Linked DNA regions of Mus musculus: all the other regions are linked to region 4. A link is a loop called in an ENCODE intact Hi-C map of the cell type or tissue named here. Cell type or tissue: heart. All regions are shown on one strand. Region 1 overlaps Tbc1d4 (TBC1 domain family, member 4). Region 2 overlaps Tbc1d4 (TBC1 domain family, member 4). Region 3 overlaps Tbc1d4 (TBC1 domain family, member 4). Region 4 holds the start of Tbc1d4 (TBC1 domain family, member 4).

What was found. A loop is a pair of places that touch in the nucleus more often than their neighbours do. Peaks named below come from ENCODE experiments on the same cell type or tissue, not always from the same donor. Only the 100,000 strongest peaks of a DNase experiment are listed, where the experiment ranks them.
Region 1: it touches region 4 in a loop (2.6-fold over the local background); 5 of 42 quality-filtered maps call a loop at or near these places.
Region 2: a loop joins it to region 4, with 6 times the contacts of the local background. A loop is called at or near these places in 24 of 42 quality-filtered maps.
Region 3: a loop joins it to region 4, with 2.3 times the contacts of the local background. A loop is called at or near these places in 6 of 42 quality-filtered maps.

What each region holds. Positions count from the first base shown.
Region 1 is chr14:101,556,794-101,561,793 of GRCm38, forward strand. All of the region lies in intron 1 of Tbc1d4 (TBC1 domain family, member 4), which reads right to left. It also overlaps the pseudogene Gm34417. Among named protein-coding and RNA genes, the nearest start is that of Tbc1d4, 50 kb to the right of the region's middle. In heart, no CTCF peak of the experiment used is centred here; a DNase peak (open chromatin) is centred at 4,798; H3K27ac peaks cover 490 bases.
Region 2 is chr14:101,515,074-101,520,073 of GRCm38, forward strand. The region is part of intron 1 of Tbc1d4 (TBC1 domain family, member 4); the gene reads right to left. Among named protein-coding and RNA genes, the nearest start is that of Tbc1d4, 92 kb to the right of the region's middle. In heart, CTCF peaks have their summits at 2,453 and 3,940; a DNase peak (open chromatin) is centred at 1,168; H3K4me3 peaks cover 637 bases; H3K27ac peaks cover 1,266 bases.
Region 3 is chr14:101,470,069-101,475,068 of GRCm38, forward strand. The region is part of intron 10 of Tbc1d4 (TBC1 domain family, member 4); the gene reads right to left. Among named protein-coding and RNA genes, the nearest start is that of Tbc1d4, 140 kb to the right of the region's middle. In heart, no CTCF peak of the experiment used is centred here; no DNase peak of the experiment used is centred here.
Region 4 is chr14:101,607,156-101,612,155 of GRCm38, forward strand. It overlaps Tbc1d4 (TBC1 domain family, member 4), which reads right to left and starts at 2,036. Exons shown (of 19, transcript NM_001081278.2): 1 at 808-2,036. The coding sequence starts at 1,305. In heart, CTCF peaks have their summits at 1,018 and 2,152 (motif pointing left); DNase peaks (open chromatin) are centred at 866, 1,016, 1,746, 1,896 and 1 weaker place; H3K4me3 peaks cover 2,351 bases; H3K27ac peaks cover 2,128 bases.

The DNA of each region.
Region 1 (5,000 bases), 50 kb before region 4:
CAAACAGCCTGAACATTTGCTCCCCAGAATACAGATCTTAAAGGCTGCTGTGATCGTGGCCTTTATTACCTCAGCACTCACAGCACTCATGAGCCAAAGACAGCGTCCCTGGGCCTGGCCAGCCAGCTAGCCTTGCCTATTTGAAAAGTTCCAGCCAGTGAGAGACCAAAAAAATAAGACGGACAGCTCCTGAGAAATGGCAGCGGAGGCTGATCTCTGACCACCACTTGCAAGTACATACAGATGCATGTACATACATATGAACACATGCGCACATACGAACATGTGTATACGTGTTCAAAGGCATACGAAGAACGTTAGTGGACTGCTGAGGCAGGCCTCACACACAGATTATCACCATGCATTTATATATTTTGAGCAACCTAAAATGTTGAACTGGTTGGCACATCCAGAGGGGAAATTATTTGATCACTGAAAACGATGACCTGATTGTCAAATCAAAAACAGGAGCTGGCAATTGAATAAGCTCAATTTTTAAAATAATAAATATCATTATAAAGGTAGTTTTTATTTTTTAAAGAAAAGAAAAACAAACCGTGTATGAAGATTCCATAATGAAACCCCTTTATTCTGAGTGCTTCTTTTTTTTTAATTAATAAAGAATAAGTGTGTACAGTAACTAAAAGGTCAGGTATATGAACAGCCAGGAACCAGAGGCTGGATAGCCCACAGACCTAAGATAGAACCAAAAGTGACTGGACCAAACAAAAAGTCAATAAAATGACTCCTACTGATATTCTGTTATACTCATAGTTCAGTTCCCAGACTAACTATCGTCAAAGATGCTTCACGAAGTAACTGGTGAGAGCAGAGGCAGAGACCCACAGTCAAACATTAGGTGGAGCTCCGGGAATGGCAAGGAAGCGGGAGAAAAGGGATTGCAGGAACCAGAGGGATCAAGGACACTGGAGAACACAGTCCACAGAATCAACTAAGCTGGGCTCTTAAGGGCTCAGAGACTGAAACAACCACCACAGAGCCCGCATGATCCTCTGCATATATGCTATGGTGGTGTATTTTGGTGTTCTTGCGGGACTCCTAACAATGTGAGTGCGGGTGTCTCTGACTATTTTGCCCGCTCTCGGGACCCTTTTTCTCCTACTGAGTTGTCTCACCCAGCTTTGCTACAATGGTTTGTGCTTAGTCTTACTGTAATTTGTTATGTCATGTTCAGTAGATATCCCTGGGAGGCCTACTCTATTCTGAAGGGAAATGGGGGAAAAGTGAATCTGAGGGAGATGGAAGAGACTGGGGGAAGTGGAGGGAGAGGAAACTGTAGTCTTTACATAACATATGAGAAAAGAATTTTTAAAAGACCAGGCCTGGTCCAGTGATACCAGTAGCCCCAGAAGATGGCTAAGGCCAGCTCGTTGGCTGATAGCCTCAGGGAAAGAGCTTGATTGAGGAAATTAGACAGAATGTAGAACATGGCACCCACCATCTTCCTTCATCCTCTCTGTGTACTGATATGCACACCGCAAGTGCTCATATATCATACACATATACTACACTCTCAAATACATGCATGCATGCATACATACATACATACATACATACATACATATATACGAAAAACAAAACTAAGTGGAAATATTGAACTGATTAAGGGAACTACCAGGAAGACAGAAAATGTCCCGTAAAGGAATTAGTAAGTGCCTGAACTGGTGCCCAGGACAAGGGTTCTAAGGCAGCTCTTCTTAAGAGGGAGAATGCACTGTAAAGCCACAGTGCAGAAGCAGATGCCAAACCAATCCTTTAACCATGCTGTCCCAAGCTCTGTTTTCATTAGGCCAGGAGCTGAGACAGACAGGGTAGGGACAAATGACCCATCAGAAGGGCACATTTTCCTAACCCTGCAGCTACTGCAGAAGACTAGAGAACCACCAACTCTGCCTTCTGAAACTCCAGTGTAAAAATGGTGACACCGCCCTGTGACGATAAGCCAGGTTACCAAAGCTTAGGATTGTCGACACTTAAGGAAATGCTTTTCCACTCCAGCCTTCTATGAAGGCAGTGGTCTCCTGCTTAAGAGGGAACACAGCCTACGGGAACAAAGATCAGAACTGTATCCTGGCTCTAGCTCAGTCTTGTCAGTAAAGGTGCTGTGTGGTCATCAGCATTCTGCCTAACTGTTGATTCTCATATATATAAAATCGGTATCAAGACTCTGACCTCTGCTTAGCCAACAACTATGACAGTCACGTGGCATAGCATGAAGTGCTTTAGAAATCCAATCCAAAAGTATCAACCGTAACGTTGACTTTCTTCCTTCAATTAGAAATGGTGCAGTCTGTCAAATAGAAGCACACCAATTTTAACACAGACCCAGTAAAGGTTAAATTGTTATCCCATACCCATACATAAAGAAAACCACAGAAAAAGCAAAGCAGAACCAAGAGAAGCTAGGATACCTCCCTGCACAAAGAGGGGGTCAAGTGTGAAAAGCAAAAATAACATTAACCTTTTGCCATCATTAATAATTCATATACATGATATGAATATGCTTGATGATTTCCTCTATTAGGTAACACACCAAGGAACACTAATTAGGTCATAAAAATCTTATCTGACTCTACAAATAAGTTAGTATGGAAATTAGCAGGCTCAAATTGGAGATCTCCCCCTCAGAGGAGCGTCTGAGATGCCCCTCAGAGGATGGTCTCTCCCCTCAGAGATTAGGGAATACCATGGAAGAGGGGGAGGAAAGACTGTAGGAGTCAGAAGGAAAACGAAGGCCTTTGAATCAAGTAAGCAGGGCTCACATGGGTTCACAGAAACTGAAACAAAAAGCATAGAGCATGCAAAGATCTGCACCAGGTCCTCTGTGTCTATGCTGTGGCTGTTAGTTCAGTGTTTTTGTGAAACGCCTAATAACATGAGCAGGTCTATCTCTGAGTCTTTTCCTCCTATTGAGTTGCCTTGCCCAGCCTTGATATGAGGGCAAGTGCCTTGGGTTAGTGTCTCTTCCTTTGTGCAGTTTGGTTGCTGTCTCTTGAGGGGGCCTGTTCTTCTCTGAAGAGGAAAAAGAGGAGGAGGAGTGAGGAAGAGGGTGGGAAGCTCAGAGGAGTAGAAGGAGGGAGAGCTGTGGTTGGTCTGTATGGTGTGGGAGAAGAATCTACTTTCACTTAAACAGTAAGAAAAGTATCAGTGAAGGCAAAGCCAACCTCTCCTTCTTTATTCCATCACTGAAAATTATCCTAACTTTGTAATCATAAAGTGTGTACCTCCAAGGCACGGCTAATATGCTCGGCTCAAAGTCCTGATACAGAAAAGAGCTTCTTGAGTTTATTTACAAAACAGAGGTTCTGGTTGACCCAAAGCTTCCTGGATCTTCTGCTCCACAGACAACACCAAGGTTTCAAAGCCTGAAGAACCGGGTACCTCCAGCTGCACATGAACGACTCTGCTGGCTAGAAACGCCTAAACAGTTCTTCTACCAAAAGAAAGCCTGTGAGAACTGCCACTGTTGAGCAAGACCACGCAGGCTGTTTAACCAAACAAAACAAGAGACATCTTCTAAACAATGCCAAAATGTTTTTTTGTTTCTTTATTTGCTTGTTTGTTTTTTAATTCATGTAGAACTAGTGCTTTTGAATCCCAGCCAGGGGTTGGGATGGAGAAGAAAGACAAAAGACATTGAAGAAGGTTGGGGGAAATTAATAAAGGAAAACTATAGGAAAGTTGATTAAAAATAGAGAATGCTCATAAGATCTTCTCCCAAGAAGCCATTACAACACTATGGAGAGAAATTTAAAACAAACAAATGAAAAACTGTAAAACTCCTGGAGTGCAGAAGATTCCTGAAGGACTCGAATAAACAGATCTTCCGATGAATGCCACAATCTACATGATAATGAACCCCCAAAACAGCCAACTGGAGGAAGGAAACTCCACAGAGTCCATCTGTAAGCAAGATTAGAGAGACATACTTCACCCTAAACTTCCCAACAAGGAGGTCAAACAGGACAAACAACGCCTGTGTCATTCACTGCGAAGACGAAAGTGAAGACTGAGAAAAAGAAAGTTTGACATGTTTGTCAGCTGAGTCTCCACAGCTCCCCTGGAGCTACAGCTGCGTCTCTTCAGAGACTCACTCTGTGATGAAAAATTATTGGTTTCACTCTGTCAACAAGAAGTGACAATTAGACACTTTCTCAACAAGAAACAAACACAGAGCTTTAGACGCTGACAAGTTTCTACTCTGTCTGGAAAAAAACAAAACAAAACAAAACAAAAACCTTAATGTTGTTCCGATTCTTTGAAGAATTCAACAAAAGGTCTTTCTCCGAATACTAAATTAAATAAGCCATTCAAACAGCCCACGCCCATCCTTCACTCTTCCAAGTGTATACTCCAAAAGATGTCTTCTTTTTTGATGTCCCTTTTTCTCAAATATGACCAGAGGGTCACTGGAGCTGTTTATAGGGCAGAACAGGATGCTGGCATCACAGGGAAGGGGCGCCGATGGGCTTCTCTGTTGTCTTTGGTGCCTTTGCTTTCGGCCAGCTTAGCGCTCCAGGCTCACTGAGGGACAGATGGGAAGTCGCACTAACCAAATGGTTATTATCTGTGCAGATGGCTGTCTCTGTTTTGAATCGTCCAGTCTTGTACTTCCTACTTCATTTGTATAGGTCTGGACAGTCGCTCCCTGAAGGCTTTTTTGTATGTAATTAGGGCTCCTCATTGTCTCCCTGCCTGACCCTCCCTGTGAGTGAGGCATATTCCATTCCCAGTGCACTTGTTCATGCTCTCACCCTCCCAGACTGATCCACCCAGAACCGAGAATACCCTTGCTGATAACGAGCGTGACTCAGACTCCACTCCTGAGGGATTCCCAGCAAATGGACCGCACCGCAAGCTTAAACCAGGCTATTTCTGGAGCTGTCCCAGAGACAGTAAATGGGATGCCAGACTGACAAGTGAGTTTTGTGACAACTTACTAAACTCCTTCTTCAAGAATCAGATGTGGAGACTACCTA
Region 2 (5,000 bases), 92 kb before region 4:
ATCCCTCAGAAGAGAGAGGATGGCTGGCATAGAAAACATGACACTGTTATCCTACAGATGGCCTTTAAAGCTGTAAGATTAGATGGTTTTCATCAAGAGACTTTGTACAGGGGCTGGAGAGATGGCTCAGTGGGTAGGGGGCTTGCTGTGTAAGAATGAGAGCTTAAATTTAGAACCCCAGAAGCCAAGTCATCCAGGGGAGTACACATACGTCATCCTAAGACCCCATGAGATGGGAAGTGGAGATAAGCTGCCCCAATACTCCAAGGCCAGCTAGCCTGACATACTCTGCAGTGAACAAGAGAACTGATGCCCACGGCTGTCCCCTGACCTCTACTCTGTGACACAGTTTAAAAGGAAAAAGGTGTTGCACACGTATCAGAGAGAAACAGACAGAAAATTCCCCAGCCCAGCCCCCTCCCATGACTCCAAGTGCATACCAATCCAAGTGAGGAAGACTGAAGACATGTGAACAAAGGGAACTGCATCAAGAACCAGGAATAGAAGCATCAGAGAAGACCCTGAGGCCAGAAAAAGCGGAATAACCAATATGCTTGGGGTCATTGGTGGTTTTCATCTCTCTCACACACACACACACACACACACACACACACACACACACACACACATACACACATTGTGTAGGCAGCAGGCAAAAGCCATACTAGGGTAGACAAATTCAGGAACAAAGCCTGAAGCAACAGGGACAGACTGGCTCTGAGGACTTGGCTCAGCTGTTGCTTGCTGCTCTTCCAGAGGACACAACTTCCATTCCCAGCACTTGTATCGCAGCTCACAACCATCTGTAACTCCAGTTCCAAGGGACCTGAAGCTCGCCATGCATCGGGCACACACTTGGTGCAGAGACAAACATGCTGGCCAAACACTAATAATATACACACACACACACACACACACACACACACACAAAACAATAAAATAAACCTAAGGAAAACGTTACAAATAAAAGTATTCAAATGATGGCTTCTGATGAAGAAAGCCGCAGGAACAATGTCTGTACGTGGGCAAAAGGGAAGAGACAACACAACGGAGGTGGGAATAGTTCAGCGAGTGAGGCAGGGGCTGCAAAGTGCTGCTGTGGGCAGGCATGGCGCTGTGGGCAGGCATGGCGCTGTGGGCAGGCGTGGCGCTGTGGGCAGGCATGGCGCTGTGGGTAGCAGACTTCCTCCTTCCACTCCCGCAAGCTCCTCTGTAAATCACAAGGCAGCTCATGAGCAGAGCTGAGGACAGGGAGGAAGATTCAGCACGGCACTGAAGGTGAGACATTGAATTTAATTCAAAGTGATTACAGGCCAACTTGCAAGGCAAACTTGTCTTGATATCTTAAGGTCACTCTTTCTGAGATGTCACGGAAGCAATTACAAGTTAATGGAAGGTTTTACTAGAGAGCTTAAATATCTTGGGTAAGATCTGGTCATTGGCAAATAGAAAGCTGGAGTCGGCACCTACATGAAGGCATAGAAATAAACTACGCTCCCAGCATAGGCTGTGGCTGGGGACTAAAGTGGAAGTTTCTGGTTGTAATGCGATGCAGACTCACATGGTCTTTTGCTGAACAAGACTCACACTGCATTTTGCTGAGGCAGACTCACATGGTATTTGGAGGGCGGGAGATTGAAGTGTTTTAAAACCCTTCTTAAAAGTGGGATTTAAAAAACCCTAAGCCTACAGGGAGCTATTCTAAGACGTATTGTATTGGTTCCCTTTCTTGTTGCCATGACAAATTATCTACTTATACAACTTAAGGAAGAGTTTATTTTAGCTCATAGTTTGAAGGGATGTAGTCAATCAGGGAAGGAAGAAGCAGGAGGTAGCTAGCCCCATTGTACCTGAAGTCAGCAAGAAACAAGAAAAAACAAGCCGAATTTTCCTCTGCTTGCTTTCTCCTTTGTTCTGGAATTGCAGCCCCTGGGAAGGTACCACCCATATTCAGAGCAGGCCTTCGCTCCTCAGTTAAATCTCTTGGAGACACGCCCACAGACAGGCCCAGGGGTGTGTCTGCTAGGTAACTCCAAATCCAGTTGGGAGAACAGTGAAGATTAACATCACAAATGCATTTTGCAGTAAGTCTGTGTATACTTACACGGTAAGAGAGAACATTTTGCATCTTACTTGTGTCGCTTATGAAAAATAATTTTTTATTTCTTTTCTGATATAGATACAATTTTCAAAAGGCAAAGTCATTGACTCATGAGAGTGAAACTTCTTATGCACTCAGAAAAGTCCATCTGTTTTCTAACTGTAGCAACACAGCGTACAGGACTATGAAACACTGTGAATTACTATTATCTATCATGGCATTGTGAAATTCATGGTTCTGAATGCTGCAAGTCCCTGCAACCAATACAAAACACAGTGAACCAATCTATTAGTTGATTCTATTGATCAGAAAATGTACTTAATGCTTAGTGCCCGCATTTACTGTAATGACCACGAGGGGGAGTGTTTTCACCTGGACTACCGTAATACAACTGCAAAAGAATAATACTGAAAAAAATAGTTTGTAAAATGTCATTACCACTGCTCTTATTTTAGACCGTTTTAGATATAAAATCAACCACTTAGAAGCAAATCATTGTAAATTTGAATAATTAAACAAGTGTGCCAAACCAATTAGCAAGTTAATAAAAAGAAAGGTTACTTTGAATAAAAAAATTATCGTAAAGTCAGGATTTAATAGACTTGAACCTGTTAAATATGTTCACAGAGAGCATAATAAACATAGTAAGAAAATATGTCTTGGCATTTTATCAGGGTATATGAAAATATAGAGCCTTCTAAACAAAGCGACGGAGGGGACAGTTAATAAATTTCAACTCATAAAATGTCTGAACTCAAGAGGAGTGGAGGCTTTAGGCAAGCCGTGATTGTGCAACGGAATGGGGGCCAGGGGGCAAGTGCTGAGCCAGAGAGAATCTGGACACCCCAAGTTCGCTGAGATCAGTAGATAGAGTTGTAATGGTATCAGGAAACAAACACACCACACATTTCTCAGAAACCTATTTCTGTCCTGGCGTGCCACATTGCTTCAGACATTCATAACAGCACAACAGATCTTTCACATTGTAAAGCCCTCTTCTCCAGAGATTTCAGTTGCTTGCATACAATATCTTTAATCTATAAAGGTGCACGGGCTCCTCTTCTTCCAAGACGAAAAACAAAAAACAGAAACAAAAACAAACAAACAAACAAAAAAACGATCCTAACTCCATATCACTGAAAGATAACGTGAAAACACACAATTGCCTTGTCTCCAAAAATAGGCGGGCAGGGAGGGCAGCCACGAGCAGCCAGATGACTCTCTGACCCACGAGGGCACATTCCGTGGGTCAGAGAAGACTGCTGCGTTCTCCACGGTCCCAATTAAGACTGGAGCTCGGTATGACCCTGTCCTTGACCCTTACAGTAGAACTTCACTCCTCTGAAAAACAGGGGTCGAGGTGAAGTGTGACTGATACTGTTATCGCCAGTATGTTAAAAATGAATAGTGCGATGGCTTCCAGCGAGGTTGCCTTTGGGGCTGTCAGTACACGTTCAGATCTGGGAGCACAGTCAACATCAATCACCCAGGGAAGCTCTAACCAGAAAACATAGAGTCGGCTCTCATAGCAGCAGAGTGGAGGGGTTCCTCAGTGTTCATTAGAAAGCACAAAGCCACCTCCTCTTCCCACTCCACTGAAGAGAATCTAACCATTAGGAGGCTCAAAGGACATGATTCCTCCTGTCACCTTTGGTGGTAGAAAACAACAAACCAGCTTGGTACCGTAAAGGGCTTTTCCAGAAATAACATGCTTATATGTGCTTTACAGATCTGGCATCAAATTAATAAATGCAATACACACTGTCGCAAGCAATAAGCCTCTACCTCTGTGATCTCTGAAACTGCTTTGAGAGACACCTGAAAGAGTGCACCTCCCAGCCACAAGAGGCCCCAGCCTACCTTGTGCTCTCTTGGCAGGTTGCTTCTCCCATTCAGCAGAACTCCTAATATGTTCTGTAGCAGTGTAATCAAAGACCTCAAGTAGATATTTCTACTTATGGAACTGTATAAATACCACACATTTGGCTATGGATTTCTAAGTCCTTCAGTTTCTCCTCAGAAATTTAAACTGACTTGTAACACTATCATATTTGTAAGAATATAGAAGCCTTGGGGAAATGGCTCAGTGAGTGGTGTTTGCAAGAGAGCCCAAGTTCAGGTCCCCAGAAGTCAGTCAAATGCCAGGGATGGAGGTGCCTGCCTGTAATTTCAGCAGTGGTGAGACTGAGACAGGCAGGTGCCAGGGGCTCATTAGCCAGCTAGGTTATCGTGACATCCACACACATTCAAGCATGCACACACACACACACACACACACAGAGAGAAAGGCGTGTGGTGAATGCTAGGTAGGCTATCCTAGCATCCACACCTGAACACACACACACAGTCACATACACACACACACACACATGGGGGGGGGGGGTAAAGAATACCTGAACATCTTCTTAATATCTCTGGTACTAGGTTTAATGAAGCTAGTGTTTTGGTGTTAGCATTGCAACCAACATGATTTAAGATAGAAGAAATGAATAAAATCTGTTCAATGGTCACTAATAATGAGTGTGCACGCTGTGATCCTGTGGGCAAAATTCAATTTCATCAGCCTTCTCAAAGAAGAGATGTTTATTGAAGATGAATATGCTCTGAGAGACTTCACACCCGAAACCAAACTCAAAGCAAGCGAGGGTTTCTATGTCTATGTGTGAACAACTCTGAAAAATATCCGTGAGGGATTTAGCTGTGGTAGACACGACTGTAACGTCTAAATAGCATCCACTACAATGTAGATCAAACTTGGTGCTGTCGATTCTTGTACCGTCTCCAATCCAAATCTACCCCCACAAAGGCGCACAAGAAGCCACTCTGGTGACAGGTTTGGACAGGTTTCATTCAGTCCCACCAGGTCTGCTTTAGATGTACCCTAACATTACCACAGTGG
Region 3 (5,000 bases), 140 kb before region 4:
ATCACTACAGTATCTTGAGTGTGACCAAATGTGAGAGGTAAGACAGTGGAACAAAGCACAGGGAAAAAGAAAAGAAGAATGGAGAGTTTTACACTCTAGATTCCACTTCCTGAGTGCAGAGAGTGAAAAAGTGTTTTGTACATTGGGTTTAAAATATCTCTCAGTTGGTTCTATGTTTGCTCATAATCCTGCAATGTAAGATAAATAAAACCATACCTAGTAAATATATATAACCTTTCCCAGAATCAGCCTAATACCATGTAAAATAAAACTAGGCTAGATGACATTCAAACCCAGAAGACACGAGGCAAAACACTTATATTAAACTCACAACTTCTTTTTCCTTTTTCATTTCAGTGCTAGAAGCTAAACTCAGAGCCTTGTACATGTTGGGCAACTGCTCTTCCACTGAACTTGTTCCTCTGTTGGGCTTCTGAAATGGGAGAAATGGCCTTTAAGTGGTCATCCTACAATACCAGCCCCCCCCCAAAAAAGAAGGGCCATCAATTATAACTCTCAGAAGAGTCTCTTTTTTTATCTTAGCACTGTGGCCAAATGAGTCTCTGAAGATGTTTCTCTTCATGCATGGCCTATTGTAGAGCAATCTTTAAAACTTTTGTTGCAAGTACAAAGAAGTCAACGTGTTAGATTTTGACAGGGAGGTGGCATGTGCTCTCAGGAGACTGGTGACACAGGCAGAATAGGGAAAGTAGAGCAGGCAGAGAGCGGATGCTTATAGTGACAATGGGAAAGACACCATTCTGGATGTTTTTCAGAGAAAGTGAGACCCTCCAGGAAACGGTATTACCACCATCCTTCCTGTCCATAGCCAGGAACTTGGTGCTTTCCTGACTGTGACCAATGGGACATCGGCAAGGTATCAGCAATGCCTCGCAGGAACCACCAATATGAGAGGATTAGGGTGAGGAGGGGCAGGCTGCATCTCTTCTCCAGATGCTCCTCTTTGGCAGGCTTCCTCAGGATGCTCATTTCTCTATCTTCCTGGGATCAGGAAAAAACAAACAAACCCTCCTCATATGCATATAAATCCCTATCTACCAGCTAATCCACCGTTGTAACTTTAAATTTCAATTGGAATTTTCTTGGAGACCTGGGCTTTAAAAGAATTTCAATGCAGAATAGAGTAGAAACAGGACTTTAGCTAGCAATGACATTGTACATGGCTCTCTGTGATCTCTGATCACACCACAGGGCGCATTTCTGTTTCCACAGCCCTCAGAGTGTGCAGAATGACAGCATGCATTCAGAAGACAACCAAAACTGTATCCTTAACTGATGCGGCTAACCACAGGGAAATAGGAAAAGTTATTAAAGGAAAATGTTTGGCGTGTTAATCACCTTGACTCTGAAGCAGTGTCCTGTCTAGCAACAGGAAAACAGGAATGATATTAGCACAGAAAGATAAATGCCCCAAACCAGGATTTAAAAAGACATTCCATAAGTCATCAATACATCACAGGCAAATTAATTCTACAGTGAACCCTAGTAAATAATCAGATCGATCAATGAATACAAGTGAATTATAAAATAAAAACTATCCCATAAACAGTTTATCACCAATAATTTTCTTTCTCATTAAAAATTATAGAATTGAATCAATGAGTATCGCCATGTAAAATAATCATTTACTTTGACCAACAAACTTCAATATAAATAATTTTTAAGCATGACCTTAAAACTTGTAAAGTAACTCCTCACCAACACAGAAAACTCTGTTGCTGGAATGGAAATGCAGTATTTAGTGAATATCCACTATAAAAACATGCATCATCAGGCACAGACATGACTCAGCTACCAAGAAAAACAATATTAACCTTTCAAAAATTAACTTGAACTAAGGTATTAATCATAAAAATGCATGTATTCCTTTGCTGCTGCAATTTCAAATCTGTGCAAATGAATCAATCAGCTAACAAACTGTGACATTCAAAAGACCTTGAGTCCTTTTTTCTCAGGACCCTCGCATGAATTAATAATTCAGAACAGTGGTCCTGTTCTAAAAAGTAACACTGTCATTAGCCTATATCCAGCTATGTCCTATTCCCGATTCGGTTAGGAATATTTAGAGATTCATTTATGCAACTAATAAGATAGTAGGTACCCAAGTGACAGGAAAATTATAGCTGATAACATTATATACCTCCTTCCCTCATCATTATGAATAGTTGGAGGTATCATCATAATTGTATGTACATGATGTTCTCTCTATAAAAAGTAATAATGAGAGATGTAGAGTTCAGAAGCTACTGAATTAAAGCCATTCTCTTAGATGTCATCATTCTTGGGAAAGACATCCGTCCTAATGTGTTAAGAACAAAGGATGTGGTACACTCTACTCACACATAGACTAGACTGAATAATCTACATTTGTGCAAGGAGAGAGTTTTATAAACGTATACAGCAAATGCAGCAAAATTATTAATTAGTCAATATAAAGGATTAAAGGAAATCCTGTAATATTTTGTAATTTTCTATAAATTTGATGTTAATTCAAAACAACAGAAATATATATTCTCGTCAAGATTGTAAGTAGTATATTTATGTCCGAGCAACTTGTTAGTTGAATATACCTAAGAACATACATTTTGTCCAATACTGCTATTCTGAAGACATCCATTAATGATACATGTGCATGGACAACTGAAAATATATACAATAACTGTCACAACAGCAAAATCCTACAACCCCTTCTTGTCCATGCACAAGAGCATGGACAGATGATATATTAGACAGAAGACTGCATAGCCACAGGACTAAATGCACTGCAGCCACCTACAGCCAAGAATGGATGTCACAAAGCAATGCCAAAAGAAGGCAGATACAAAAATAAAGGATGTGCCCTCATCCCATGTGAGCATTTCAAAGCAGCAAAACTCAGCTCTGCTCTGTAAGGTCAGAAGGTAGCAATGGTCTAAGAAATGAGACACCAGACTTCTGGTTCACTTCCACTTGTGAACAGGTGAGTGTCGACATGATGGTGTTCTCTCTTTGGTGACCCACTGAGCTGTGGACTTAAGAGTTGGCGTGCTATCCCGGTGAAAATGGTTTTGGGTTTTTGTTTTACCTAAACTATACTTCAGACCCGCTGACTCTGTACGATGAAATTAAAAGAGTTGGGTGTGGAGGGTACCTATTCTCTAATTTTTAGAATCTATCACAATTGGAAAAAACATCGAAAAGTACTTATGCAATGTTCTGTATGTTGAGGACTTTACTCACTCATCGGCAACACTGAAAATGCCATAGCGACTAAACAGTGGATTTTGCCAACCTCAGACTCATGTGTATATACCCACCTTCTGACTTCAGTACCCTCTCATTAGCATGAGTAATGGGGGGGCGCGATGGGGAATAAGCATCAAAAATAAACCACAAACAAGCATGAATCCCGGAAGGCAAATAAACAACCTACTTTGAACAACAGAAGTATCCTCTCTGTATTAACGACAACCTCGGAAATAGCCTAGGATTCACATCCAGTCTCTGCTGACCCTTCAGCTTCTTAATAACTTTTGCTGTCATTTTGGGAAAAGGCTGTTCCCTACTTAAGGAAGGAAGATAGGGCTCTCCCTATATGCTTACCTCAACTATGTTGAACCCTTTGAATGGACTTACTGAATGATGTATTCCTGTGAGAGGACAGGGTTAACAATGCCTTGATGGTGGGAACTTTTGGTTCTTTAAACTCACAGCATCTATAGTAGACTATTGCATGCAAGCTTATTTAGAAACTTTTCTCACAATATTCCCCCATGAAAGTTCTTTATTCTATTGGCCTTCTGTCACCAGAGGTTCTGTTTGAACACATTGTATTAATGCAAACGGAAATTTCACGTTCTTCATCCTGGTAACCCAACATGAATGAGTGGGGCACAAATGGACAAAGGACACTCAGAAATAAATCTAGGATGTAGCCAATCTACACATTTAATGAGGCCTATCTACTTATACACTGACTTTCAGATGTCCTTACACCTACAAGAAAAGAAAACAAAAGACTAGTCAAGAAGGTATCAGTGGCACACATGCTGGCTGACAATACCCAACTCTCTGCTTGACTACAAGGATTGCCAGCCATGAAACAACTGGAAACAGCCCACACATCCATCAACAGGAAAGCAGATAAACTATGCTAAAATAAGCAGAATGCTACACAGTAGTAAAAAAGGAATGAGTTCATCTAGACACAAAAATAGTAAGGAAATTGGGATTGTTAAGCCAACAGTAACCCCTTAGAGGAATCCTATCATGTCCCATAAACTGACAATAATCCACTTAGCAGTTACAGAACCAATATAATAATCTCAACTTAGAAAGAGGCTCTTCTCCAAAGTCCATTGTTTCTAAAAAGGGTATTCAGGGAGGGTTATGTAAATGTTCTAGGGCAAACACAGGAAGAAAAGCTACAGGGTTCAGATCTCATGATCTGTGGGAACCTACTGACTTCTCCTGAGCCTACCGCACGGCATACAATGAGACTCAAACATGTCAACCTGGACATTGAAAAAAATCAAAGTAATGCCTTAGAGATACCCCAAGTACTCACAAATAAAGAGATATTGCACCCATACTGTTAGCATGGCTGCTTTAGTCAGTGCCCTTGTGGTGCCAAAAATATACCCAGAGACGTAAAAAGAACAGAAGCAAGACTGTGGAAAGCTTTCTTACTACATAATGACACCAGGTCTTGTTTCCAACCACACAAGGTTTAGATTCTGGGATGGTGGCTAAGAAGGGCATTTCATAGATCAAACACTTAATTCAAAAAGCTTTGTTAAATACACGCTCTAATTATTTTTTCTTAATAAGATTAATGGGAATTGAACTCCGAGCATTAGAAGCAGGTTAGAACAAGCACACAAACACACGGGTTTCACTCTGAAATTAACCGGCCACTTTTTTGTTTGTTTGTTTTTTGTTTTTTAGTAGCATTATCAATGTATCACCGGAGCAAAATGGCACTTGGCAAACAGCACACC
Region 4 (5,000 bases):
AGCCCCAGGTTGAGAACTGCTGTTATATTTGCACGTGCTCATTAAGGAACTCAAGGTTCTATTTAGTAACAGAACACTTCGAGTTAGAAAGCTCTGGAGAAATACTGGACACTAAGCTAGAAGAGTATAATGCTTTAAAATGACATTTGAAACTCCTCTATCACACTGATTTTTAAGTTACTCAAATATGCAGTTATTGTCTCAGTGGGTGCAAAAAATAATAGAAAGGTCTTCCGACTCCATATTTGCAGAATCATACTTACCTGACATTCTGACATTTCTAACTTCCTTAGACTGGCCTCTGAAATCACACACCCCCAGGCCCAGATACTTATAGGTACTTTGGTGACAGTGACGCGCCAGCCAAACAAGTATAAATGCAATACTACCGAGCCTGAGAACCGGTGCCCCGTGCTCTCCAAGCGCTTCCAAGAAACACACACTTTCACACACGCACACAGGCGAAAGCCAGGCAAGCCATCCATCACCAGTCACCAGGATCCTCCTGGGATCCGCGCTTTTCCTTGAGTCCTCTGCAGACTTGCCAACTCCTCCCAGGTCCCAAGACCACTCTGAGTCTACTTCCCTTCCTCCCGCTCTGGGCAGCCAGCCGGTCCCCAAGACCAGAGCAGCAACGAATCGCTTTCTCTCCCATTCCCATATCCCAAAAACAGAACGAGGGGAGCACCGGAGCGCGCCACGTGGAGCGCAAGCCAGCAGCCAGATCCAAGACAGTTCTTAAAAGAGAGGCCCCTGCCTTGCCAGTCCGGGTGGCCCCAGTCCCGCCCCCTGGCACCCACAACTTACCTGGTTAGGATCCGTGGCGCGGAAAACGTGGCAGGCCATCTGTGACTCGGGGTCGTCGGGCTGCGCCTTGATCAAATAGGCAAAGTAGGTGAGGTCGTGACTGTTGTGGATGAAGCGCGAGATGTGCTGAGCCTTGTGCTCGAAGATGAACACCCCGGTGTTGGGCTGCACAGCCCCGGAGCCTGCGCCCCCGCCGACCCCGGCACCCGGCGCAGGGACACAACGCAGAAAGGGGGCGCTGAGCACCAGGATCACCTCCCGGGCTGCGGGCGCCCCGCAGCCGCCCGCATCGGGCTTCTGGCTGCGCCGACGGATCTCGGCCATGAGCCAAGGGAGCATGGGTAGCGTGGTCCTGCGATCCAAGCAAGACCCTCCCACGTACCATAGCCGGAAGCGCTTGTCGCCAGGCTTGGTGGCACCTGGCTGTGCTGGGGCACTCGGCTCAGGCTCCAGGGGGTGCGGGAAAGGCTCATCCTGAATGCAGCTAGGCGACTCCATAACTCGCGCCTAGCGAGGGCACCGCGCCCCCAACTCTCACTGTGCAGGAGCCGAGGAAACTGCTAACTGTCGCCCCAGGCCCCCGCGCCTGCCTTGGTGCCACCAGTTCTTAAAGTCCGTGCTTCAGCGGCCCTGCCCCATGCGACACTTCCCCGGGCGCGGCTCCGAGCCTTTGGCTGCAGCTCAGTGGACTAGCGGGAGACCCAGGCTCACGCGCGCATCCTCCTTCCTGGAGATCGCGCCCCAGGGCAGGTCTGTTCTCCAGCCGCCGGTCCGTCCTTGGGGTCCGGGACCAGGGCAGCCGCGGTCTCTCGATCCTGCTCGGGCTCCTGCTCCTGCAGCCCGCTGCGGCCGGCGCGCTCACCCAGCGCTGGCACGGGAAGGCTGGGCGGAGAGTGGAGCTGTGGGCGGGAAGGGGCGACTGGGGCGGAGCTGACTCCTAGCAGGGTGACCGGCTGTCACCTGGAAGGTCGGGGGTGCCCGCTTGCGGCCCGCTCAGTCCTGGAGAACTAGTCCAATGGAAAATAACAAAAACAAACGTGGCCTCGAGCAGGCAGCTCCTGCACCCGCCGATTCTGCAGCCCAGCTCGCTGCTCCTCCTCCAGGGTTCCCGTCCCTCCCTCGCTCGCTCCTTCCTTCCTTCCTCCCAGGCTGCTACTTTAAAGCCGGCTGCTACTCCGCCTCTAGTCTACGGGCGCAGAGCTTTGCCAAGAAGCTGAGGTCGCCTCCCTGCCTCCTCCTCCGGCCTCCGCCCCTCATCTCGCCTCGGGGGGCAGTCGTACCCAGCTTGGCGAGGGCACTTCCCGGAGCAGGCTGGCCTCTCTCCTCCTGGAGACTCTACTGCCCCCTGGAGAGGGGCCATTCGCAGTGGGGCGCTGGGATTTTGTTTTTGAGCAATATTTGCTTAGTTTTATTCTGTCTAAAGCCTGAATATTACTATGTTCTGCATCCTTTTTCTTAATCTCAAGGACTCATCAGGATTTGATCACAATTCTATGATAAAATACATTCCAATATTCACTTTAAATTTCAACATTGCTTGATATGAATCTTCCCATTTCTTAGTGCAGCTAACTTCTTAAAATACACAGAAGTTAAACTTCTTTACCCATGCCCATTTCAGAGCTAGTGCAAAATTCTTCCCTTTTACATATGAGAATACATATTTCAAAAAAATTAGGGATAATTTGATTATTGTAATTTTAAAACAAAACAGTAAAATATAATTCCTTTTCCATTCTAGCATTTTAAATGGGTTTTGTTATTGGTGCTGCTGTGTGTTTAGTGTTAGTATTTTTAAGTCAAAGTCTCCTTCCTAGATAGTACAGGTTGACTTGGTACACTCTATCCTCCTGCCTCAGTTTTCCAAGACCTGGGATTATAGGAATGTACCACCATCCTCGGTGAACTCTCATACCTTCGTTATACCTTTGCTGGATGATAAGGAATGAGCAGGAGAAAAACCAAAATAAAGGAGGAAACTTTAGGGGTTTTTGTTTTATTTTGTTTTTCGAGACAGGGTTTCTCTGTGCAGTCTTGGCTGTCCTGGAACTCACTATGTAGACCAGGCTGGCTTCGAACTCAGATCCACCTGCCTCTGCCTCCCGAGTGCTGGGATTACAGGCATGTGCCACCACTGCCCAGCAGGAGGAAACTTTAGACTTACTTTTTTCCAGGTGCTTAGAAGAAAAAATGAAAACTCCAGGGTTTTGTTTTGTATTTAGTGGTCTTGTGATTTTCTCTAGGGTCATTTTGCTTCCTGTTCAGACAAAGTCAATAGGGTCAAATATGCTACACTTCTGGGACCACCACATAGCTAGCCTCTTTTTAAGAACCATCTATGTTCCAGGATGAAGATGTTATCAATTGGTTGAAGTCGTTTACTTTAACATGAAAAAAAAATCTCTGTGGAAAATACAACTCAAGTCTTCAAGGAGGAATTAAACACTCTGAGAACAGAGATAGAAATTGTCTAAGATTACAGCAGACTTCGTGCACAGATCTCATTTCCCTAAGTCGCACCTCTGACACTTGTGAAAGAGAAGGAAAAGAAAAAAAGCCATGGCTCAGTTAGAGAAGCCTTAGTGGTCCCTCCAAGTCAATCAGTGTGCGGACTAGGACTGTGTTTGGAGCCCCACTGGACCAGTTCCTACTGGCATAATTAACTCAAGCCAGAGAGAATAAACTTTTGGTGATTGGCAGGAAAGGCAAGCTAACTGTGGTTGTACCGGTCACTCTTTATTTCAGAGATGTTTACCTTTCATTTATAAATCGTACTACTATCTGGGAAGATGGCTGTCTCTGCCCTCTTTAAGTTGAGCATGGCCACGTGACATGACAACGATGTGTGAACAGAAGTGACTCGGGTCATGTCTGAAGGACAAGCATTTAACTGGAAGCAGAAGACTGCACACTTGTCCCACTCTTGCTCTCCGGTGGCCATGGTGAAAACAACACATTCAGATGGAGGAGCCTCGTGATCAGAGAAGAACGGAATGCTGAGCCATCGCTCTGAGGACAGCTGTCCTGGAAAACGCCAGGGGCAAGAGAGACGCCTCACACATAAATGATAAACTCTTATCCTACTAAACCACTGGGATTGTGGGTATATTAAATATTAGTTTCCTTATTAACCTGTCCTAGCCTGTCAAATAAAATACACATTCACTAGTATATACTTATCATAACCTATTTTATAAATACTGATGGAGTCGACCTAGTAGTTACATGAACTATGTGGTAAACTGTTAGATTCTTACAATTACTGTTTTGCCCCCAGAACTTACAGAATCATTCACATATAAAAACATTCAATTTTGTAATCATCAATTGGATTTTGAAAGTAGTATATGTCTTAGGATTTTACTGCTGTGAACAGAAACCATGACCAAAGCAACTCTTATAAGGACAACATTTAATTGAGACTGGCTTACAGGTTCAGAAGTTCAGTCCATTATCATCAAGGTGGGAACATGGCAGCATCCAGGCAGGCATGGGGCTGAAGGAGCTGAGAGTTCTATTCTTGTTTGTTGTGGATTGCCCTGGTGCAGCTAGAAGAAGACTGGCTTCCAGGCAGCTAGGATGAGTGACTTAAGCCAATGCCCACAGTGACACACCAACTCCAACAAGGCCACACCTCCTAATAGTGCCACTCCCTGGGCCAAGCATACACAAACCATCACAATATGCCACTACAACATAGAGGACTTATTACACCGCATATGCAGGTGTACCGTGTTTACTATGTGCTGACACAGACCTCCACCGGAAACCTCCAGTCCTTCTACTCTCAACCCCAGCTATTCCAAATGAAGACTGAAAGAATATGTGCAGAGACAACATTTCTAAAGACCCGGTAGAGTTCTCTCTTCTGAGGAATCTTGGAGAAATCTGGACCAACAATACCCAGAAATGAACTTCATATACAGCTTAAATGATCCTGTACTACCCCAAATAAAACTGTACCAATATTACCAACATTGCCAATATTACAACGTGTTAGTTGTAAGGTGCATTCAAATCCTTAAATAAAAAATATCACATGTGTAACAGAAGGCCTTGAATTAGTATGACGGAGTAAAATTAGAATGGTGAGATGGCACACTGAGGAGAGCATTTTCAAAGAAAGCATGAGGACCTGAGATGAAATTCTCAGAAGCCACATAAAGCCAGGCACAATAGCAGTGTGTATTCCC